Linked DNA regions of Homo sapiens: region 2 is linked to region 1. Evidence: chromatin loops called from intact Hi-C (ENCODE). Cell type or tissue: GM12878. All regions are shown on one strand. Links, peaks and the distances in the headings refer to the core of each region. The heading gives the core; the rest is flanking DNA.

What was found. Peaks named below come from ENCODE experiments on the same cell type or tissue, not always from the same donor. Only the 100,000 strongest peaks of a DNase experiment are listed, where the experiment ranks them.
Region 2: it touches region 1 in a loop (2.5-fold over the local background); 9 of 110 quality-filtered maps call a loop at or near these places.

The regions. Positions count from the first base shown.
Region 1 is chr10:106,706,565-106,719,137 of GRCh38, forward strand. It overlaps SORCS1 (sortilin related VPS10 domain containing receptor 1), which reads right to left. Exons shown (of 26, transcript NM_052918.5): 7 at 2,659-2,777; 8 at 1-70. Among named protein-coding and RNA genes, the nearest start is that of SORCS1, 450 kb to the right of the region's middle. RefSeq lists a silencer at 4,863-4,952. In GM12878, for the core only: a CTCF peak has its summit at 4,950 (motif pointing right); a DNase peak (open chromatin) is centred at 4,990.
Region 2 is chr10:107,132,356-107,144,928 of GRCh38, forward strand. The region is part of intron 1 of SORCS1 (sortilin related VPS10 domain containing receptor 1); the gene reads right to left. Among named protein-coding and RNA genes, the nearest start is that of SORCS1, 26 kb to the right of the region's middle. In GM12878, for the core only: no CTCF peak of the experiment used is centred there; no DNase peak of the experiment used is centred there.

The DNA of each region.
Region 1 (12,573 bases), core at 1,905-9,904:
GAAGCTTCATTTGGGCAAATGCATTCCTTCGGTAGGACACGTAGTAATGTGGCCGCCCTCCTGATGTCAGCTGGATCATAAAAACAAGACTGTAAGAAGCTCGAGCTACTGTAACAGGCACAGGTCACAGAACAGTCACCTGAATGGAAGGAGGAAGCTTCCAACACAACAAATGGCATTAATGTCTATTGCGGACAAGTGTAAAGAATTGGCCTTCAGTTCAAACACAACTTATAAAGACATATGAGCTGGTCAGCGGCCCAAACTGAACCTACTGGACAAAAATACAATTCTTAAGTTTGCACTGTGACTCAGATGCCAGAAAACATTTTGAGTTATTTTTTTCAAATGGGGTACATTGGCTGATTGCCATCACCAGCCCAGGTCTCTAGACCCAAGTCTATGACCCTACAAGTAGGTCCCTGTGCCATATCAGAATGAAATGGCCCAACCCAAACAGTGGCAGAGCTGGAGGCTCACATCTCTGGGCACTGAATTCCAGTTTGATGGTGTTACACTGATGATTATGGGCACATGGCACAGACAGGAGTGCTGGCATATTAGATGGAAAACCAGGCTAGGATTGGTGTCCAAATTCAATCTAGGTCTCTTCTATTTAATTTAATTTTTTTTTTTTTTTTGAGATGAAGTTTCACTGCTGTTACCCAGGCTGGAGTACAATGGCACTATCTCGGCTCACTGCAACCTCCGCCTCCCAGGTTCAAGTGATTCTCCTGCCTTAGCCTCCAGAGTATCTAGGATTACAAGCCCTTGCCACCACACCTGGCTATGTTTTGTATTCTTTTAGTAGAGATGGTGGGGGGGAGGGTTTCACCATGTTGCCCAAGCTGGTCTCGAACTCCTGACCTCAGGTGATCTGCCCGCCTCGGCCTCCCAAAATGCTGGGATTACAGGCATGACCCACTGTGCCCAGCCTTTTTGAAAAAATTTTTAAAGCTAAATCTCACTCTATTGCCCAGGGCTAGAGTGCAGTGGCACAATCATAGCTCATGCACCCTTCAACTCCTGGGCTCAAGTGATCCTCCCCAGGAGCTGAGACTACAAGCAGGTGCCACCACAGCCAGTTCCCCTCCAATCTTGTCCAAAGCATGCAGCCCAAAGAATCCTGGTGGGTGTGAGAGAGGGCAGGAAGGTACAGAGGGCAGGTAGAGAGGGCAGGTGTGGTCTCCAGCCAGCACATGAGCAACCTGCAGGCACAGTGTCAAGGGCACCACCACGTCTCTCTCTCTCTCTCCTACACAGCCACTCTTAACCCCTCTAAATGCCTGGAGTTTCAATGACAGCTGGAGTCTGCATACTCAGAATGTCAACAAATGCGCATGTTCATCACATTAGGAATGTGACTTGGAAAGTTATCATCTTCACCGTCATGTGGCCAGATGACCTCTTAGGTCTAGTGAGGGGTTACAGGATGTTCATGGTGGCATGGGTAAAGACTGTGTGAAATTCCAAATGCAGAATTGATTCTCATTTGTAAGTCATAGATGTGGATCACAAAGTGTTATTAGAAACCAGAAAAGGTTCCTGGGAGCAGCACTGATACAGAAATGAATTATTATAGACAGAACCAATACATGTAACTATTCGAATGTCCATTGACAACTTGATGCTGAAATTGTCAGAGTATTAATTACTAATTTCCCTGAAGAATAAAGAAATGGTGTGTGTGTGTGTGTGTGTGTGTATGTGTGTGATCATATGTGAAACATTTTATAAGTACACAGGGTGGTAGGCATTTAAACAAATTGCATCCTCAAAGCATGTAATTAAATATTCCAAATCACAATTTCTTGTCGAAATAAATGTAATACTGTCTAGAATGGGTCTTTATATATATATATGTATACTTTTATATATACGTATAAGCTATTTAGTAATTGTACCTTTGTCATTTTTAACATGGAAGGTGGTAACTGAGTTTTAAAATGCATTGTCCAAACAAGCTTAAATTTTTCCTTGAATGCTGAAAAGCAGTGCAGCGTATTTGCTTCTTGTCTCTACTAACAACTCAGGAAACGTCAGCTTCTTAAACTGTTCTCCACTCTCTTGGGGGTGAAAAACCTGGCTGAATACATCTGCTCTGAAGTGTCTTTATTCTAATCACAGTTGGTGCATGACAATAAAAGCTGATTACTCTCCCCCTGGCCTCTGCCTCCCACTATCTCCAGCCACCCCACAGCTTCCCTTCCCATTCCTGCTTCTCCACTTTTAAGGTGGGTATTGGGGAGGGGGCTGATTGGCTGACCCTTTCCCAGATAGAAAGAGACTGACATATTTGTTCAGTCCCTTTGATAACTGGGAGCTTCTTTGGAATGCAGGTGTGGGGGACAGATCGTACTGTGCATCATCCTAGAGACAATCTCACTACTCTGTGCGATGCCTTCATGACCCCATGTTGATAAGATCCTCTGGACACAGCCCAAAGAAATTCATGACTAGTCTGTTAGTATAGAAGATTCCACACTCACTAATTATCCTTTTATTGAAAAGATAGTGATTTTCCCCTCTCTCCCTACCTCCTTCCCTCCCTCCCATCCTCTCTTTTTGACTCTTAATGGAGTGTAAAGCAGGCAAAAGGGACAGAAACAAGGAAAAGAAAGGTTTCTGAGACAATCAACAGAAGTGGATTTTTCCTACCTGAACAAACACATAATGATCCTGAACAATCAAAGAGTCTGGGTCAATGTAGCCTGGAAAAGGCTGATTCCTGTTGGCCTCTGTACAGTTCTGCATTCGGCAAGTTAGATAATGTGAATCTGAAAAACAAAAACAAAAACAAAAACATGGGGTTGAGGGGGATATACAGACAGAGATTTACAGTCAGGGTGGACGTTTGATATTTCCCTTACCATTTCCAATTTTTTTTTTTTTTTTTTTTTTTGAGATGGAGTCTCGCTCTGTCGCCCAGGCTGGAGTGCAGTGGTGCGATCTCGGCTCACTGCAAGCTCCGCCTCCCGGGTTCACGCCATTCTCCTGCCTCAGCCTCCTGAGTAGCCGGGACTACAGGCATCCACCACAATGCCCGGCTAATTTTTTGTATTTTTAGTAGAGACGGGGTTTCACCGTGTTAGCCAGGATGGTCTCGATCTCCTGACCTCATGATCTGCCTGCCCTGGCCTCCCAAAGTGCTGGGATTACAGGCGTGAGCCACCGCGCCCAGCCACCATTTCCAGTTCTTTAAACAAGCCTCACAGTCTTTGTTAAATACGTTATTGTCATTGTTATTATTATTTAAATTATTATCATTATTATTTTACTCACTTGCTCTCAATACCACCTACATCATCTCCTGGTGCTTCCACCAAGTCTTGATATCCTAGAATACTAAATTCTTGCTAATTATTTTTTTCCCTCCCAAACCCAAATGAAAATATTTTCAAAAACTGGCAATAATACTTGGGATTTCATGGTCAATTTTTTCTCATTAGTAGGTTTCACCTTCACACTTTGATCTTTGACAAAGAGGAAAACACACATACATCTAATCATTCATCATCTAATGATAAAAATGATGTGGTTATAAGATTCTAGGTTAAGTAAGATAAGGGTTTTTCTTTCATAATTCATTAGAAGTAAAACAGAGCCGGGAGCTGTGGCTCATGCCTGTAATCCCAGCACTTTGGGAGGCCAAAGCAGGTGGATCACGAGGTCTGGAGTTCACAACCAGCCTGGCCAAGATGGTGAAACCCCGTCTCTACTAAAAATACAAAAATGAGCTGGGCGCAGTGGCAGGCACGTAAAATCACAGCTACTCAGGAGGCTGAGGCAACAGAATCACTTGAACCCAGCGGGGCGGAGGTTGCAGTGGGCCAAGATCACGCCACTGCACTCCAACCTGGGTGACAGGAAAAAAAAAAAAAAAAAGCAAAACCGAATTGGGAGGAGTTCCTTGAGTTAAGACTTTGCTTTTACTTTACAATTGAATCAGTTGAGACCCTGGATCTCACCTGGTGATAAATACAACATCAGTAATGACAACTCTTACGTCAGTTTGGTCGCTATTGCTGGAAATACATTTTATCAGGGAGGCTATTCCTGTTTTTTGAGCACACTATCCTGGCCTCTATCTAATCAGATTATGTTACTCCCTTACTTAAAACTCCTTTTGCCTCATTGTATTGAGAATAAATTCAAACTCTCCACCACCCACCATGCCAACCCTCCAACCTCCCCCACTTCTCACCATGCTAATCTCTTCTACTCTCTCTGTGATTCTTCTAATCCACCCTACTTTATGTTCAGGAAGTTGGCCAAACTTTCTACCACTTTAAAGACTCTTCATTTGCATTCCCTCTGCCTAAAATGCTTCTCCCCAGGCTGTTCTCAAAGCACGTTCTAGATTTCAGCTAGCTCACTGTTACATCTGAGGATCTTCCATAGTTATTCTTTATCACACACCATCCTATTAATTCTTTCTATGGAATTTATCACAATATAAAATTACCTTGTTATTTCTTTCTTACTGAGCCGTGCTCCCATTAGAATGTAATCTCTATAAAGACAAATGCCTTTTTTGTTTTTGTTGTTGTTGCTGTTATTCACTGTTGTGTCCACCAGATCCTAATACTGTTCCTGGCACACAGTAGGCAATAAATGAATATTTGTTGGAACATGCCACTTATTGAAATATATCCTTTTGAGTATAAAAAAGGAGTTATTTTACTTGTTTTTGATGCTTAATGAGTAGGTGGGTTTGATTTTAAGATATCAGAGACTTATGCAGAATTCTATTTTTCCAAATGAAAATATCAGAAGATGATTATTTACAGGAAATAGAGGTGGGGAATAGTATGTAGAGATAGATAAGCTAGATATAAGGATTCACTAAAGATTTCTCTTAAGAAAACTAGGAAGGCGGAATTGTCCAGGACCACCTTTACTTAAGGAACTTATGTGTACCTACCTGTATTCTGCAGAGTGCCACTAGGGGGCGGCATGCACTCTTGCTCCCTCTGACCAATGACTGATGGGGTTTCTGATAACCTCTCAGTAGACAATGGTGGAGAGCCTTACACACCATCTTCCTTCACCCCACTGCCATTTCCGAAGATGGGGATAGCTCTCAAGTGCTTTAACCTGTCTAGTCCTGGTGAAGCCACCTCCAAAATTAAATTAGAGTCCTCTATTCTTCCTTCCTCATCTCCTTTTTCAGGCATTCCTGTAATTTCACGTTAGAGCAGAACACAGGATCTTTTTCCTTAAAGACAGTTTCTGGGACTATCCCTTCCCAGAACGATCCTCCGTCTAGCACACAAAATCTTTACCTCACAATTTTACACTCCACCAGACTGTTTTACAGCTTTTAAGTGACTTCTGTTTTCCAAAATGTAGCTTGGGGGTCATAGAAACAATGGAGATTTATGACGATAAGAACTGGGCTTGAATTCTGGTGTGGTTTATTTATTAGCTGTGTAGTTCATAAGAAATCCTTTCATCTTCCTGAGTCTTGCTGTTACTGCAATGCTAACCAATGTTCCATCTTGGTTTTTCTGTTCATGGTACTGAAAGCGAATCACTGAGACAATGAGTATTGCTAAGGAAGAAGACTTGAATCAGATGCCACAGCTGAGGAAATGGAAGATCAGTCTCAAATCTATCTCCCTGGCAAACTAAAATTAGGAGTTTATATAGCAGGGAAGAAATGTAACAATGTGTGGGAAAATAGGAATTAGGGGGTGTAAGGAAGAAGAGCTGGTCAACAGAAAGCAAGTTGTCAGTTAGGCAATCAGGATGAGTGAGGGGTCTGGTATCTCATTGTCTAGATGCAGTGATCTGGTAAGCTTAAGTTCCTTGATGATACCTGGGAGGCCTGATGGTTGGTTTCCTGAGAAAGGAACTTGGATAAGAACTCGGATAAAACAAATGTAACTTTCTCAAGTTTGAAGACTGGAAGGATCAATTTCTGTGTTTATTCAAAAGAAAGCATAAACATCATGTTCTATGGGACAACTGGGCCAATTTCACTGCCTCCTTCATCTATTAAAGGAGGATGCCAATATCAACTATCTTGTACTTTAGCTGTAAGAATTAAAATAACATATATGCTAAATGTTTTGAAACTCAAATTCATACAAATGTTAGTTGTTATGATTAAGAATGATAATATTTCTGTTTTCTGTTTTGCCACCTTTCATAATGATGAGAAATTTTGGGAACACACTTAAAAAGACTAGTTAAGCCAAATTTAAATATTCCAGTTATATTTCTGAATCAGGTTCTTTGGCGAGCTACTGAACACCCATTGTTCTCTGGCTTTTTGCTGAAAAATCCAATATCGGATCTGTCAGCTCATCTTTTCTCCATGTGACTCAGAAGTTCCCATATGCAAGGAGGAATGTTGTCACTCTAAACCTACTCAAGCCTTCCTTCTCCACTTGCCATTGGTTGTTTTAGAAGAGGGTATTTAAACCTAGTACTGGTACATGAGAAGTGAGGAGAGAGCTTTTAAGGGGAATCTGAGAGATATCAGGAGATACAGCAGAAGATCTTCTGCCTCTGTAAACACTGTGTCTCAATGTGAATGGCTCTAGGTTTCTGGTTGCCCAAAGGAGCCAGTCTTACAGTCAAGCTTATATAACGAGTATGACAACTAGATGGAAAGTACCCATTTCCTAATGACATCATTGAGCTGTTGATGGTACTGAGCCTCAAGCTGCCCCAACCTCTGTGCTTCTTGTTATGTGAGATAATGAACAAAAACAATGGCTAAACACAATGAGAGTTTGATTAGGAGGTCTTGACCTTCAAATTACAAATACAATTTCCAACTAGAATTTTTAAGACTGACACCTAATGAGGACTTGATGCATACACAATTCTTGTTTTATTTGTATTAGTGTCTGATGGCTCTTTTCTTTTCCTTAAGACCCTGTACAAACATAAGATGGAAAATAATAACATACCCTTTTCATGTTTCTAATTCACCTATATAGAAATTATTAATCTAAGGAATTTAGGGAGAAAACAAAGATGGAATTTAACATTTGTTGTTCATCTGTGAGCCAGGCAGTCTGAAGCATGTTCACATAGCTATAGCACGTTTAGTCTTCACAACACTGCAGAGTATACCAACTGACTTTGCAGATAAAGAGAATGAAGCTAAAAAATAGTGATGTGTAGAAACGGCAGTATGTGGTTGCAACGTGGTTAGACTGACTCCAACTTTGGTTTATTTCTAGTATACTGTGTTGCATGAAAAATCCCAGTAAGTTTGGGGCCAATTTTTGTTAAGTATATTTTGGCTTCTATCTAAGGTTCAAACAGATACCCCAAGATACAAAATAAGAACACCTTAATATTTTTGTGTGGTAATTTGGCAATATGAATCAAGATACTTAAAAATGCAGGACCAGCCTGACCAACATAGTGAAACTCCATCTCTACTAAAAACACAATAATTAGCCAGGCATGGTGGCACGTGCCTGTAATCCCAGCTACTTGGCTGGGAGTCTGAGACAGCAGAATCACTTTAACTCAGGAGGTGGAGATTGCAGTAAGCTGGGATCACGGCACTGCACTCCAGCCTGGCAACAACAGTGAAACTCTGCCTCAAAAAAAAAAAAAAAAAAAAAAAAAAAAGATACCCTTTGACCTAGGGTTTATTTCTGAGAATTCTATCTAAGGAAAAAAATCAAGGATCAATGCAAAGATTCAACAACAAAGATATTTATCAGTGTTATTTATAATAAAAAATTTTGGAGAAAACATAATGGCCAACAATAGAAAAAGAACTTAATAAACTATGGAACATTTAGAGTTTGCTATTAAAATCTTGCTTTTATGAGGAAATGCTTAATATATTTTATATTATAGAAGTAGGTTACCAATTAGTAATATTATTCCAATGTTAATTTCCTAGTTTTGAAAAATATACCATGGTTACATAAAATGTTAACATTAGAGGAAGCTGGGTATAAAGTACATGTATTCTGTACTATCTTGGGTGACTTTTCTGTGTATCTAAAATTATTCCAAAATAAAAGTTTTTAAAAAGTAGGTTACCAAAATACGTGCATTATGGACCTGAGTTTTTTTGCAAGTCGTATATATATCTATAAATGTATGTTTGCACAGGAAAAATAAATAAAAGATATATATGAGATGTCAACAACAGCGGAGAGCCACTAATGTGAAAGAGTTGGCAATCTTTACAACAAATCCCTAGTCCAGCCCTTCTACAGCCGGGCAAGTAGGGGAGCGGGGAGTCAAGATGGACTTGTGAGATCAACTGTCTCTAATCTCTCTGCTTGTTCTTTCTCTACTTCCCATGCCTCATATTGCTGTTGAGCTGTGCAATAAGCCTATCTTTGGTCTGAGAATTACCAAGTTTAAAATAGGGACACAAGAAAAGCCCCGGAAGAGGTCTTCAAACCACTTCTTGCTCTGAGTGGCTCAAAGTGAAATTTGCAAGCTGAAGGGGAAATGAACCATCTTGAACAGTCTGCCCGTGGTAAAGTGTTCCTGGTTTGTTCCCTTTCTCCTCCTAATGGAAAACAGAAAGAAACTGGCTGCACTTCATAATAAGGGACCAAGCACTCATCCCCCTTGGGGCTTGCTGTAATAGTATTAAGTATGATGAACTCTTTCCATATTCAATTCTGGTGAGTGTATGATGTGATTCCATAGGAAGTATCTTGTAATTTGGCATTAATTAATGTCAATTAATGCATGCAACTGCTAGACATTAGAATTAATTTCATTACTTTTCCTACACAGATGTTTTCCTTGCCATAGGTAATTAGGACACTGTGCTGTTCTTTTCAAGCATCTTCACTCTCTGCAACAGCTGCTGCTTAGAATAATGCAATCCCCATCCACCCAAAACCTGTGCTGTTCTAGAGAAGGGAAGCTGCTTTTAAAAAGGTAGGCTTTGAACAGAGGATCAGAGGTTTAAATGCAGGCTCAAGGCCTGCTAGCTTAGTAAATCACTCCACGTCTCCAAACGCTGATCTAGAAAATGGGAACAAACAATATCCATCTAGCCAGAAGTTATGACATTTGATGACCTTAGTCTTGAAATGTGTTGAGTCTAGCGCCAGATTAGACTGTACTCACATAATGATAGCTGTAGTTGGTATTTAAGTCCTCTCTCTGTAATCACCAATACTGCTCACTGTGTCTCAAGCTAACCACCTGTAAAGTGCTAAGGATATTTCTACCTGAGGCAGCTTCTTTCTTTTTCTTTTTTTTGAGGACAGAGTCTCACTCTGTCACCCAGGCTGGAGTACAGTGGCAGCGATCTCAGGTCACTGCAACCTCCCGAGTTCAAACAATTCTCCTGCCCCAGCCTCCCGAGTAGCTGGGACCACAGGCGCATGCCACCACGCCTGGCTAATTTTTGTATTTTTAGTAGAGACAGGGTTTCACCATGTCGGTCAGGCTGGTCTCGAACTCCTGACCTCGTGATTCGTCTGCCTCAGCCTCCCAAAGTGCTGTGATTACAGGAGTGAGCCACCACACCCGGCCACTTCTTTCTTTTTATATTCAATTTTTGTTTGGGTTAAAGATTTTTTAAGTACGTTTTTAAAAACACCATGAAAAAATATTCTCCTTATATAATAATTAATACAAATACAGATCTTCTGCATAGGCAGCAGACAGCACTGCCAAATAAGTAGGGCTACAAGGAGAATGTGGAAGTCATCTCTGCACCCAACACACAGGGCCAATCAGCAGGTGTGGCAGGTGTTCCGTCTTCCTGTTGGAGCTATCTTCTAGGTCCTAGTTCCATCTCCAGCATGGCGTGTGACTCTGAGAAGGTCATCAACCAAGCTCAGTTTTAGACTATTTCTTTACATAATGAGAGTTATTAGAAGCTTAGAAACAAAACGGATGTTAAAAATCAGACTATGACTTTAAGATCCAACAAATCTTTACCATAAATTATCCACTGAAACCTGTTTCCTTCCCACTGCTGCCAAAACAAAACAAAGCTCTGTGATGTTGCTGGCAAGTCTGTGTCTTGAGGGCTTCTGCTATTTCTAAACAGCATGCTTAACTCCTGGCTGATTCCCTATGTTCATTCAGAGTTCTGCTGGCTTGAACAGCCTTTTCCTTTCCTGTTACTCAGTCCAAATACTTCCTGGACCTTCTTCTGTGAACTTTTTCCTGGGGCTTAGACAAACCTTTCCATCCCCAGAATGTCTTCATTGATAACAGCAGCAGCAGCACTAACCTCCAAAATAACCAGAGCAACCTTTCCTCGGGGTCAGGAACTGTGCTAAGTGGATCACATGTTTTTTTCTCTCTTAAATTTTGCTTAAAATCCAGGCCGGGCTCGGTGATTCACACTTGTAATCCCCAAACTTTGGGATGCCGAGGCGGGTGGATCACTTGAGGTCAGGAGTTTGCGACCAGCCTGACCAACACAGCAAAAAAATATATTACAGGTCTCTGGGACTCTATCCATCCATTCTATCATTCAACAAGTGTTTATTTAGCACCAAATACTTTAATTTTCCCTAATATTGTAGACGTTTAATTATAAACAAAGCTAGAAACGATGCAGGCAAGCATAAGCACTTTGAAACTCACCTATTCCTCATTGTTTCCACTTGGAAACAATTTAAATCAGCAATTTAAGCAATCTGTTTAAAAGCAGAACAGATTTTAAAGCCCATACAAGCGCATATAACTTTTCCTTTTGTTCTACTGCTCTATTACTTATTTTGAAACTTCTGTATTAAATGTTCTCACTCATCACGCACGCACACACGTGTCAACACGCTGCTGTTCATATACACTTAATTCCTATCAGGATTCTAGTGCCCTCTGTCACATGTACCAGCTAGAAATTGAGAATGTCAAAAGTGAGATTCTAGTCTTGGTTCCAGAAAGTCTACACAGAGGACAAGATACTTCTGTGAAAATTATAGACTTACATCAAATGTTCTAGCTTGGCATGATGAGTGTGATTTAGCATTGCTTTCTTCTGTGAAATTTCTTGATTTGGGACCAGTGTAATTGACTAAATATTGTATTTTATTGTTGGCCTTCAGGCATTCAGGAGACCATGACTACTACAGGGAAAATTCTGGGATCATAAAATTTAGCCAAGCATGAAACTAAAAACTGGGAACATGAGAGAGAAAACAAAAGCACACTATTAGGTTGGTGCAAAAAGTAACTGCAGTAATTGCCAAAAACCGCAATTACCTTTGCACCAATCTAATAATATAAATACAGAAAGTTCACTGTCCAATTACAATGCAGCATGGTGAGCGCATTCTAGGATGAATGGAAGTGCTATGGGCTTGCCGGTGAAATATTTAATCCTCATACCTCTGCACAGATGTTTTACTCTGTGCTAGAAACTTTTCCTGTGACTCTGAATTTATTTCACTTTGTATCACACAGAGCTGTGGACTTGTTATTCTTTCATGGCCTATTTAGTCCTCTTTAGGCTAGAGACTATTTTACTATTCAGACTATGTTATAGAGTGAATTACTTTCGTCAGGGATGGGGACATGATGGAAAAGCTGAGGGAAAGCCTAGAAGGCTGCCTGGAATGATGACAAGGATAACTCATTATTCCAGAAAGAAGGAGCACTGGGCAGGAGCAGAGAGGCAAGAGAGAATGTGAGATGTGTTTGGGGAACACTGGCTGTGTGTTTTGCGAGAAAGTCCTACTGGAAACCCACACTAGAACCTAGTTTAGTTGGGTAAAGACAGAAAATCATATACAAAGTCACACTCAATCATGGAGAACTGAGAAGCACATCACATAACTTTCTGTGTCCGCAATTGGTTCCTTCTGGTGGGTTCTTGGTCTTGCTGACTTCATGAATGAAGCTGCAGACCCTCACGGTGAGTGTTACAGTTCTTAAAGATGGTGTGCCCGGAGTTTATTCCTTCAGATGTTCAGATGTGTCCAGAGTTTCTTCCTTCTGGTGGGTTCGTGGTCTTTCTGACTTCAGGAGTGAAGCCGCAAACCTTCGCGCTGTTACAGCTCATAAAGGTAATGCAGACCCAAAGAGTGAGCAGCAGCAAGATTTATTGCAAAGAGCAAAAGAACAAAGCTGCCACAGCATGGAAGGGAACCCGAGTGGGTTGCCACTGCTGGCTGGGGTGGCCAGCTTTTATTCCCTTATTTGGCCCTGCCCACGTCCTGCTGATTGGTCCATTTTACAGAGTGCTGATTGGTCCGTTTTTACAGAGTGCTGATTGGTGCACTTACAAACCTTTGGCTAGACACAGAGTGCTGACTGGTGTGTTTTTACAGAGTGCTGATTGGTGGATTTACAAACCTTTAGCTAGACACAGACCGCTGATGGGTGCGTTTTTACAGAGTGCTGATTGGTGCGTTTACAAACCTTTAGCTAGACACAGACCGCTGATGGGTGCGTTTTTACAGAGTGCTGATTGGTGCGTTTACAAACCTTTAGCTAGACACAAAGCACTGATTAGTGCGTTTACAAACCTTTAGCTAGACACAAAAGTTCTCCAAGTCCCCACCCAATCCAGAAGCCCACCCAGCTTCACCTCTCATGTCCAAATTAAGTTTACAAAGACAGTAGGGAGTAGGGGAAGGAGTTAAAGAGCGACAGAGACAG
Region 2 (12,573 bases), core at 1,428-9,427, 430 kb after region 1:
CCATTCTGCTCTTAATTCCGGTGCCATATGTTAATTTACACAACATAGCACTTAATTTTCAAATTAGTAGTTCCTTAGTTCTAGACTCAAGCTCCTTGAAAACTGGAGTTATGATGTTATTTGTACCATGTACCCATCATGGTGGCAAGCAATCTTTAGCACGCTAACAGTAGACAACAAATACTTGTTTCTTGATTCGATAATTCAGTCACAGCTGGGCTGAAGTTTATCTCCGTACTGTCAATGAAATAAAGGGCTGGCTAAGCAAATTAATACTGTAAACATAGAGAATTTGGCCTACTTTATGTGAAAATCAACACACTATTTTAAGCAGCACTTCCGTGCCTAGTTCCATTCAAACAATCGATGTGCTGATTGTGATTATTGTCTGTTTGTTAAAGCATTAACCAGATTCACTAAGATTACCACGTTCAACAGCCCCGTTGTTACTCTATGTGTATAACCATATTTCTGCTATTACCCTTCTCATATATTTCAAAAATAAAAAAAAATAAAAAACGAGACCTTGTACAACTAACTCAACATACACACAAGCTTTTCCCTTCCTTTGAAACAACAATCACACTTTTGGAAGAGTCAGAGCAATTTTGTTTCGTCCCCCTTATCAGTGTGGGGACAAAGGGAACTTTCCTTACACCCGCTGAAGGTTCAGCCTCTGGAATAAACTAGACAGGAGAAAAGACGTACAAATTTATTACATTCATATTCACAGAGTCTGACAAAATAAGAGATTCAAAGAAAGGCCAGATTGGTTGAATTTTAAATAGAATTTTGAACTACAGGAATAAATAGGAGCTTGAAGGCTCCTGCAGAGAAACTATGAGAAGGTGAGGGGAGGAACTGCACTGTGAACGAAGGTTGTCTTTTTGGGTGGATACAGCTTTTTAGGCAGCAGTCCTCAGAAGAACAGGATCCATGGACCTTTGGTCTCCTTTCCAGTGAGCTAATCTTTTGATTGATATTATAGGGAGGGGGCTCAAGACAACTGCATTCCTTCTGCAGAAAAAACTTCCCTTACTTAGATAAGGGAACTTCAGAGAAAGTCCCTCCTGTGTTTCAGGAGGGAAGGGTAGAATGCCGGAGAAGGTCAGAAAGACCTTGATTTTGAGGCTATTTCTGAAGCCTTTCAATATCCTTTATTTCAGAGTACTCAGTGTGCTGAAGCAGTACATTTGGGGGTATCATTTTCTGAGTTCCAACATCAGGTACAGAAGATGTTTTTACAGGAGTTAGAAACCCAGGCTGCTGGAAGGCCTTTGTGGGAAGAACCCACAATTCAGCCTCATTGCATTTCTTACTTTCTTCCCTTGTGTCTGTTTCACCAGCCTTGGTGCATGTATGTAACTGCTGGCACTTGGAGACAACTGTTGCAGTTTTCTAACATTCAGAACTTTAGAAATGTGCCAACCAAAAACAAATCTAGCTGTATCTGTGAAATGAATGGAAGTCCAACAGATCCCCAGCTTTCAACTTTAGATTTTCTTCTGTCTTTTCTGTCTGTCTAACAAACATAAATAGCTTACTCAAGCAGTCCTTTACACTGTGTCAAAAGACTGCTGAACGAAGAAAACATATGCAGAACTACAGCTTCCAACAAACTTTGCCACAAATTGCTGACATTTCTGTGTGAGTCAGAATTCTCTCCCTATGCACTGCTACTGTTGCTATTATTACTACTAGTAGTAGTAGCAGTGCTAGTAGTAGTGGTGACAATAAAGGAGTCAGAGGGTCTTCCTGGCCCTGGGAAAAGTAACTGGCATACTTTCACTCTAATAGGTTGGGGACCAGGGGGAGTTAGAAACTGATGTCAGGAAGGAAAAAAGGAATTATGTGGCCACAATTAATTCCATCAAGAAGTAACTATCATTTTACTGCAAATATTTCACAACTTTTTAAACTTTACGCTTTTAACTCCTACTGACCAGCCTCCCTTCTTTCTACCTCTAACTAAAGTGAATAATTTAAGATTTACATTCCATCGGCCAGGCGCGGTGGCTCAAGCCTGTAATCCCAGAACTTTGGGAGGCCAAGGCGGATGGATCACGAGGTCAGGAGATCGAGACCATCCTGGCTAACATGGTGAGACCCTGTCTCTACTAAAAATACAAAAAAATTATCTGGACGTGGTGGCACGTGCCTATAGTCCCAGCTACTTGGGAGGCTGAGGCAGGAGAATGGCTTGAACCTGGGAGGCGGAGGTTGCAGTGAGCCGAGATCGCGCCACTGCACTCCAGCCTGGGCATCAGACCGAGACTCCATCTCAAAAAAAAAGACTTATATTCCATCATTCCACAGTAGCTTAGTGTAACTGGACCACAATGTAAGGGTTGGGGTGGGATGAGAAATCGGACAAGTCAGCAGAGGAAAAGTCATTATCGTTCCAGATACACTATAGGGAACCCGGAAGGATTTTAATGGGAGTACAACAATCAAATGCATCTTTCAAAAACTTAACTCTCGTTGCTCAGATGATGTCCTGGGCCCTTAGTTGAGTGGCCATGGCTTTGCCTGTGATAAGAAACACACAAGGAAGAGATTTGGAAAGGAGAAAAAGGTGCTGTGGGAATGACACTCATGCTTTTCTGCAGGTAAATATGTACAAATACATCTTTCCCATAAACTCCATGTGGGTGAGGATCTGTCCTGTCTGAACACAGGGCCTAACACATAATAGGAGCTTCCTAAATGTTTTTCAAATTTGAAATTTAATTCAAATAATCAAAAGGGGACTGTGGGAAAGAACAAATACATGGGTAATTATTCGTTATGGTAAATAATTTATTATGGTAAGATCATTAGTTTCTTTTAATGATTTTATGTCCTTTCTAAAACAATTGGAAAATTATTTGCATTATTCACATATGTGCCTCTCTCCCCTATTGAAATATGAAGTCCAGAAGGCTGAAGACTATATTTACTTTCCCAGATGGCACTGAGCACAGTGCTTTGCACATAGTACATGCAAAATTAAATGCACTGAAGTATAAAAATGGCTGATATCCTCTTCTCATTAAGCATTAAAGAGGCAAAAGTATCATACACATAGATCAGAATTCCCCTCAACAAAGAAAAAATATACCCAGACAATTATGTCACCAAACGTAACTTTAATTGTATCAAATAAACACAAGTTGCTGGAAAAATCATGAAAGGGCATTGATCAAACTATCCTCCTTAACCAGCACCTGCCAATCCAGAAGGGTGCTCCTTATAGAAGCTCTGATATAGAATATACATTGGAAGTTTCCTAATGGCTCCAGCTATCAGTGTATCTGATTAACACCGTATTGTCCAGAAAGCAATTACGTCCAAGCATTATTCTCTACAATTTTGTAGAAGAAAGAGAATATTATAATGAAACGACATATATTAAATACCCAGTAAAGTGCCTGGCCAGTAGGAGACCCACAATACCAGACAGCCATTGTTGGGTTTATGTTTCTTTTTTAAAGTATTATTAAAATCACATGTCCTTTCATAAAATAATCCCAGGTGATTTCTAGAATCAAAAGCCAGAAGACAGATTAGAGAAGCTACTAAAAGCAAAGAGGGAAGAAAATACAGATATTACATATGGTTGTTATAGCAACTGAAAGCAGCCCCTGATCTCTCTCTCATTCTTTCCCACCTCTTGCTATGATCCTGTTTTCAAATAAATAACCTCTGGTTTTTCTTTTAAATTGTCCATCAAGATGAAAGGAAAAGGTGGCCCTTGTTTAGTAGTAAAGAGTGCAGTTGTAGAAAAAAAAAATTGGGGAAGAAAAAAAGGATGAAAAGAAAAGATAACTTAAAATCAAGGAGGCAACATTGAGAAATCCATTTACGCAAAACTTAGGAGGACGTTTTTCACCAAAGACTTTTCACAGGAGTGACTCTGGAACCCATATGCAGGGGAGAGGACAAAAGTCCTGGCTTTCTTCATACAAGTGACCTTCTGAAATCCTAAAAACCAAAAAGAATGAGAGAACGGAGCTCAAACAATAAGTCTTTACTTTCCTGAGCCAAGTTATGGGTTCCACATAGCCTACAACAAAAACACAATGCATCATGTTCAGATTGCATAGCCATCAAAGCTTGAAAACAGTGGGTTTGCTGCAGTAGTAAAGGGTCTTGGAGACCTCAGAGTTTCAGTGCAGAAAAAAAACAAGGCTTAGAGAGGGAAAATGACTTGTCCAAAGTCACAACTGGTAAGTGAGAGGCCGAATTAACAATAATATCCAACACTTGCAAAGTGCTTAGGTACAGCAGATGCTGTTTTAACTGCCTCACATATATCATTTGATCTTCATAACCACATTGATTATTAAGTCCAGGTTAAATATGAGAATGGAGGCACAGGGAGGTGAAACATCATGGCCAAGATCACCCAGCTAGTAAGCAGGAGTACCAGGTTTCAAGCACACGCTATGTGATCTCCGGTTTCACATTCGTAGCTAATTCGGTCTACACTGACAGCCTCCCTGCACTCCACCAGAACTCCCCTCCGTCCCCTGCTTCCTTTTGCAAATTTGAGAGGACCAGTCAGCTCCACCTAACTCTATCTGGGAACAAATTCCCCTCAAATCACTCTATCTTCTACAGATGTAAGGCCACAGTCTAGCCCCTACTCTAGATAAAATCTTGTCCAGTGTTCCATTTTGGAAAGGAAATGTTTCACCAACAGAAGAATCTGGGGCTCTGTGGTCGTAAGGCTCCCCATGGGCCCTTTAACTCTTGGTTCCCATAAGGGTATCCCTTAATGTAGCTACCAGCCTGCTGACACAGCCATCATTCCTCCAGCCTGGAAGCCAGGCACTAGAGAATGCTGAGAAGTAGGAATGGCAGAGGATGAAGCCAACCTTGGGTGTTATGTAGGCACTGGATGACACAGGTGCCAGAGCATTCCGAGGCCAACTGTACTGATCCTACTGGGTCCCAGTCTTTTTTGACCTAGAGGAACACTTTAATCTAATCTCATCCTGTCCTGGATGTCAGCATATAGTATACCATTCTTTCTGACCAGACTCTGCATCCTCCATCCCCGACAACTCAAATTTCAACTCCCTGAATTTATTTTTACTGCCCTGCCAGACTAGCCTACATCCCCTCCATATGTACTAGAATGTATCAAAAGTTCTGCAATAGTGTCAGTTACAAGAATATTCATAGCAAAAATATCTGTCCCAAAACTGAAAACTACTCAAGTATGCACCATTGGGAGCATGAGGCCAGGTGTGGTGGCTCCGCCTGTAATCTCAACACTTTGCGAGGTTGAGGCGGGCAGATCACCTGAGGTCGAGAGTTCGAGACCAGTCTGACCAACATGGAGAAACGCCATCTCTACTAAAAACACAAAATTAGCTGGGCCTGGTGGCACATGCCTGTAATCCCAGCTACTTGGGAGGCTGAGGCAGGAGAATCGCTTGAACCCAGGAGGCAGAGGTTGCAGCGAGCCAAGATCATGCCATTGCACTCCAGCCTGGGCAACAAGAGCGAAACTCCGTCTCAAAAAAAAAAAAAAAAAATTCAATACTGTTAATTTTATACGCTTTTTTAACTACTCAATTCCAAGTTCCATGAAGGCAGAAGCCATGTGTATTCTGTTCATTACAGGATCTCTGACACCTATTACGTTCCTGAAATATAATAAGCCTTCTATATGTGTTAAATGAGTTATTGAGTGGAAAAATTTCCATTATTATCACAATAATCACAGCCAAAATAATTTCTCTTATATTTTCATTTCTGCAAATGGTATGGTGACTAGCACATAATAGGTGGTCAATTAATTTTTTTTTAAATAAAAGAATGAATCCTCTATCTCCTAAATGATCTCTCCACCCCTTAAATCCTTTCTGAATTTCATGACTAACCATTCTTATTTTCATGTGACTTTCCTTAGTTCATTCTTTACTTAAAATATTTACTGGCTCCCCACCTGTACATAAGAGAAAGACAATACTTGGTGACTAGGATCTGAACTATCTTTGCAGATTCGTTGTTTATTATTCTTTACGAGGATCTATCTGTCCAAAGAGAATGTGTTTTCTTACTGCATCCTTTTCATACACAGTTTTTCCCCTCCTATTTTTCCTTGCTTGCTCCAACCCTCAGTAATCCTACCTTCCAGTAAACTGTGCCCAGGGTTGATGGTCTACACCACTCATCAATCTTTTACCCATTCTTCGTCTAAGATAGGCAGACAGAGACATCAGTTCACATTTACATTTTATTTCTCATGTAGATTATTCACACTTTGAGGACAAAATATCTTCTTTCAGGCTTAGAAATTATTTTTAAGAGTAAAGATTTTCAAGGCAATTTAATTGTTCATAAGTGCACTTCATGTGTAGAGTACATCTTAAAATTTTAGGAGATTTCTCACTGAAGCCAAATAACATATTTTGAGGAAAAAAATGTATGTGCCAGGCCCCTGGGTAAGTGAAGCCTCAGTGCCTCTACGCGGTCCATACTTTCCGCTGTCCCTCACTGCAGACTGACCCCCACGAGCAGGCTGGAACAAATGTTCGTTGCTTCAAGATATTTCATCCCAGGGACAAACATATTCCTTTCCTAGACTTTTCACTCTTTTCCTCTTCTCTAGCCACGTAAGATGGAGTTTTGTGTGAGAAATTCCTCTGGTGCCAACCAAATGAGGGTAAACAAAATCCATCTCCCCTGGCAAAGTTTCTCCAATCTAATTTGTGTAATTACCTATCTCCCTAATGATGTGCTTGTTTACAGATTAAAGCTATGAATCTAAGCATGAAAATAAGATTAAATCTGATGAATTAAATTCCCATTTGCTTAAATCTTCTGGATATTCTTTCTTTAAAAAGAAATTGCAGGTAGAAAAGAGGATAAGTCACTAGTCTTGGAAAGCCAGAAACACACTTTTTAAAAACTGGAACCAAGCTAGTAATAGGCAGAGTTGTGCACTTAGTTTTAGCCATGTTGATATAAGATTGGCTTATTTGGAAACTCTGAAGAAAAAAAAAGTCAAGACAAAATGCAATTTCTATTACTATTTATCTATCTAAAAGCTTTCTAAATGAAATAAAGACACTGCCACCTAGACCCTGTGATCTGGTCCTGCAATCAATTGGTGACTGCAGTGAGCTCCTAGCAAATTCTAGGGGATGCCAGAGAGATTGGGAAGAGAGAGAGGGAGAGAAAGAGAAAAGGAAAGACAGAGGGGAAAAAACAGACAGCAGATTCTCAAAGGTATAGTCAGGCCCTGACACATATACACAATCAGTAGAGATTGGTGAAGCCCAAATACATGACGCAGTTTCATCACCAAATGGCTGCTATGATGCTCTCCATATGCCAAACCATATCATCTAGTCTTTTGGCAAGCTCTTCACTGAACTATTTATAGTGATTGCAGTCCTTTCCGAAAAACCTGGAATGACCAACACATGATATTAATAACCCAGACATGGCTAATAACTGGATCATATTCAGCAGCTCCATGCACCTGGCCAAACACTAAGTGCTTCACGTATGTCCTCACCACACTCCTATGGGGTTGCTAGCATCAGTCCCGTTTTGCCTTTGGTGAAATTGAGATGTAGAGTGTTTAAGTAATTTCTTTGAAGTCACCTGGCTAGCAAAAAGTGGAGAAAACTCAAACCCAGGTTCATGGGCCTCCAGTGATTATCTAAAGCATGATATTCCACTCCTTCATCAGGGCAAAGCTAACACTGCAACAGCATTCAAATTAAATCCAGTAATAAAATAATCTCCATCTTGACCTCACAGCCAGTCATGTTTTTCTGTTATCTACCATTCAAAAAGAAAATACATGTATATTTATGTTTATGTGAACACACATTAAATATCTCAAGTTTCAGCCACCAAACTTTCCTTGCAGAATCTATGAAGTTGAGTTTACCACAACATCACAATAATTCTTACATACTGATTCCAGCAATACAGGGCTTCAAAGACTTCTAGAAGTATGCTATGTTAAAAGTTGTTAAAATTCAAACTTCTAATTTCATGACATGTGCAGTTTTATTGTCAGCAATAATTCCACAATATCATTTTTGTGGTTTGCTTCTTTGTGGCTGACTTGTAAATGTTGAGTTTTCAAACAAATGAACAAACATTTGTTCTTATTGGCCCATGTTGTCACAGACTGAGCTAAAATTCCACGTTTACTGTGAATGCCTATAATGTTTTTTAAGTGAAATGCATTCTACAACCTGCCTTTAGTAGAAAATTCTTACATTATGAAGGCCAGCTGTCTTACCAACCATTGTGATAAAATAGCTAATATTATGTATATATATTCTTGTATATACCTATACATAGTCCCATAAGAAATTGCTTTCAAGACATCTATAGCTCTATTGTCTCAAGACATCATTCGATATCCCAACATATAACACACATGGTAATTCTGGCTGAGCATTGGACAAAATGCTTTACATGCATGATCTCTTGTAATACTCAAGTTAACCCTGTTAGTGGTCACAATATTAGTTTCATTTTATGAATGATGAAATGATCTTGGAAAAATTAAATGACCAGTCCAATATTTCCCGACTGGTAAACGGCAGAACCAGGAATTCAAACCCAGTCTTCAACTACCACATTACACTGACAGTGTTTTGAACCCTTTATGAAAAGCAAGGGCATCCACACTCTGAAGTCCTTCACAGCATATTTAGTTCAGTCTCTACAGTCCTCAGATTTCTCATCTGTAAAATGAGGACACTGGAGAAGATGACCTCAGAGATCTTTCTTCTTCGTAAGCGACCCATGTTAACTACACTCAGTTACCAAAATCAGACTGGTGGAAAAGCAAGGAATGAAAGGTGTCTGGCAAAAACCCATGTGCACTCAAGTAGAGTTCATAAGATTCTGGACTAAGCAACCCCCTGGGCTAAGTTTTATCTTGGCTACTTTTGTAGAGAGGAACTCAATGGAGGGGAGGGGCACACACACATTATTTAATACTGAAACAAATTAAAATTATTATTGTCTCCTCCATCTAATAACATAAACTTCAGCATTTCCTTCCAGAGCCTATTGTTAACATTGTTCATATTCTCCAAGCTGAGGAAGTATGCAGTGAGCCCAGTGGGGATTATTGGACTATTTTTCAAAAAGGTAGTAGTTATGTAACACAGACTTGCTCTGGGGCAGTGCTCAGATCACTGGCTCAAAATTGTTCCTGGCTCATTATCATGTAATAAAAAGAAGTTATTATTACTGTTCCTAGTCTGTGTGTATGCAGAAGTCCCACGCAGAGTGCAGTGGTAACGGGCATGGGGCAGAGGAATCCCTTGGGTTTCCAGTTAAGGCCCTAATTGGGTCTATTTTAAAGGCTGCCTGTAACAAGGAGGAGTTTGTGCCTTTGATCATGACTCCCTAGATGCCTGGCTTCCTGTTGCACTCAGGAGCTTCCCCCAGCACAGTCCCAGCAGTATGTCCTGCACACAGGGAACTATGCTGAGGCAGCAGAGTGATTTTCTGTCTGTGGCACCATCCCTTCACTTCACTGAATATTGCACAATCAAAAACACCAGCATTCACCTTCTTGTAAAATAGTCTAATTCCTTCTCCTAGACTTGCAGTGCTATGGGAAAGCAGTTCTTGGCAATTTAAAACACACCTGAATCTCCTTCATTCTAAGGAGTGGGAAGATAAAGTGGAGGAGGAAAAGAGATTGGGGCACCTTGAATTATCCTCCCCAAGCAATTTAATCACTTTAATCTCCCATGGCTTTCCTATTCAATTCTAGGGAAATGGACCCTGGCTTGGCCCTCTTATTTGCTACTTCCCAGGGGCCATTCTCCATTTACTTGTGGTTTCCAAGTGCAGCCTTTGGCAGAGGTTTGCGAGGAGGAAATGATATTAAAATGTGTGCCCAGGAGATGCAGATTCTAGCAGAGTTCCTACTAGTGACTGATTTTTACAAACGCCAGCTTGTGGTGGGGAGCTTGGATTTTGTGGCACAGAGAACCCGCGCTGCAAGAAGCAGCTAAAACCACAAGTGTTCTTCTTCCCTAAGTGTTCAACTACACTCCAAAATGTTTTAAATCCTCTTCGTTAAATGACACTTCTCAAGTACTAGTGTGAGAAAGGCACTGTGTTAGGCATAGTGATGAAGAAAGTAAATGTCCTCTATTCCTTAAAGCTACTTAGTATTCACTTTGAGTATTTATTAAACATCACACTCAGAAGATTTATCCACAGTCTAAATTTATATATTTTATTTGTGCACTGGTCTATATTAAAATGTCTTAGTATGGCTCAAATGCATACTTTCTATTCCTAGAAATCCCTCTCAATCATTAGTACTTCAGTCTAATGTCCAGTTTCACCTGCGGTTCTTCTCCCAGCTCTTCTTCAATGCCATCATCACTAGATCATAGGTAGGGTGACACTGACAGGGTTATGGAACAGATAAGGCCTTGGTTATTGTCCAGTCTGGCATTCTCATTTTGAAATGAAGGAAATAAGCCAGAGAACTAAAATTACTATCATTAAATACACAGGAAATTTGTGATGGAACTGGGGCCAAGACCAACGTGTCCTGACTCCTAGCACAGGCCTCCCTGTATGTAGTTTCTAAAATTGCTAAGGTCACATATGTTATACCTCCAGAAGCAAAGGATGAAGTAGTATATAACAGACAAAGGATATCACATCACTCTTGATCATACACATTTTGTGACAGACTGTGTGCACTGGCCCTGCCCTCTATAGTGTTATCTTGAGAAAGTAGGTGTAAAAATCACAAGTACCATCGGTATCCATGGTCAGGCACTCACACAATGCCCTGAAAATGAGTTCAATGGATGAATTACTCCTACAAGTAGCTTTGCAACTGGTCTCCCTTTTTTCTATGTTTCACCCATACAATTTATTTTTGCTATATATGCTTTTCTTCCAAACTAAAATGCTGATTATGTCACTCCTTTATACATTCACAATAAAGTCCAATCTCTTATTTTGTTTTGTTGTTTTTGTTTTTGAGTCAGGGTCTGGCTCTATCGCACAGGCTGGACTGCAGTGGCACGATGTTGGCTTGCTGCAACTTACACCTCCAGGGCTCAAGCCATCCTCCCACCTCAGCCTCCCAAGTAGCTGGGACTACAGACGCACACCTCCACACCCAGCTAATTCTTCTTTTCTTTTCTTTTTCTTTTTGAGATGGAATCTCCCTCTGTCACCCAGGCTGGAGTGTAGTGGCTAGATCTCTGCTCACTGCAACCTCTGCCTCCTGGGTTCAAGCGATTCTCCTGCCTCAGCCTCCTGAGTAGCTGGGATTACAGGCACGCGCCACCACACCAGGCTATTTTTTCTGTATTTTTAGTAGAGATGGGGTTTCAGCATGTTGATCAGGCTAGTCTTGACCTCCTGACCTCGTGATCTGCCCGCCTTGGCCTCCCAAAGTGCTGGGATTATGGGTGTGAGCCACCACGCCCGGCCTAATTTTCCTATTTTTTTTGTAGAGATGAGGTTTCACCATATTACCCAGGCTGCTGGTCTCAAGCAATCCACTCACCTCAGCCTCCTAATGTGCTGGGATTACAGGTATGAGCCACTGCGCCCAGCCCCAAACTCTTTCAATCTAGTTTGCAAGGCCCTTTTTTGTAAGATGCCAGTTTTTCTCTCCAGCCTCATCTCCCATCCCATCTTCCGCTCTGTATTCTCCCTTCCTTTCATGGGCTGTTCCCTTTTGTGCTCTGAGGGGCCACACATGCTTATCCTTCCCCTTAGAGCTTGCTTGTCTCATGTTTTCATCTGGAAAATCCTATTTATCTTTTATATTTGCCAGAAACATCATATGTGATATCTTCTTCAAAACCTTTGCTGATACCCTCACCTTACTCCACTCCCATTTGGCTAGATTCTCCTCCTTTGCACATACCAAATTATATTTCAACTATTTAATTCTCCCCTTAGACTTTGAACTACTTGAGAGGAGGACTATTTCTGTGTTCTTAGCCCTACCAGAAAGTTAAGCACATGATAGGGTTAATAATACTAAAACAAAGATGAAGAATTAGTAAACAAAACTCAAAACTGTTGGGCACATGCATCCATATTTTTAACTATTACCCTTTCCTTCCTCCTGTAACTCTTTGCTGACCACAGATGATGTGCCTGATATCAAAATGGTCAGCCACAGAGCTAGGCACACAACTCTCACATCTCATCATATACAAGGCATATCCCTGTGGAACACCACCTGGGTTTAAAGAAAGAGCATGACTCTGCAGCTAGCTGGCCTCTGCCAAACAAACAAGAGCCCATGGCCTTGCCATATTGGGCACTCCGTAGTGAGCAGCTGAACCCCAGCTGAAGAGCCAGGTTCAGCACTGTCTCATAGGGAACAGCTCCACCTGCTGAACTCCTTGACATTCCTCTCCCCCTTCGGCACAGCTTTGCTAGAACCTATCAATATAAGAGTGGTCACAATTTTGAGAAATGACAGCATCACGATAGAGACAGAGAGACATTTTGCATTCCGTCACTTGCCTGCATTTTTTACAGGATTATAAGGGTATATGTGTGACAAATATCCACATCACGCTGTTAAAAAGGGGAAAA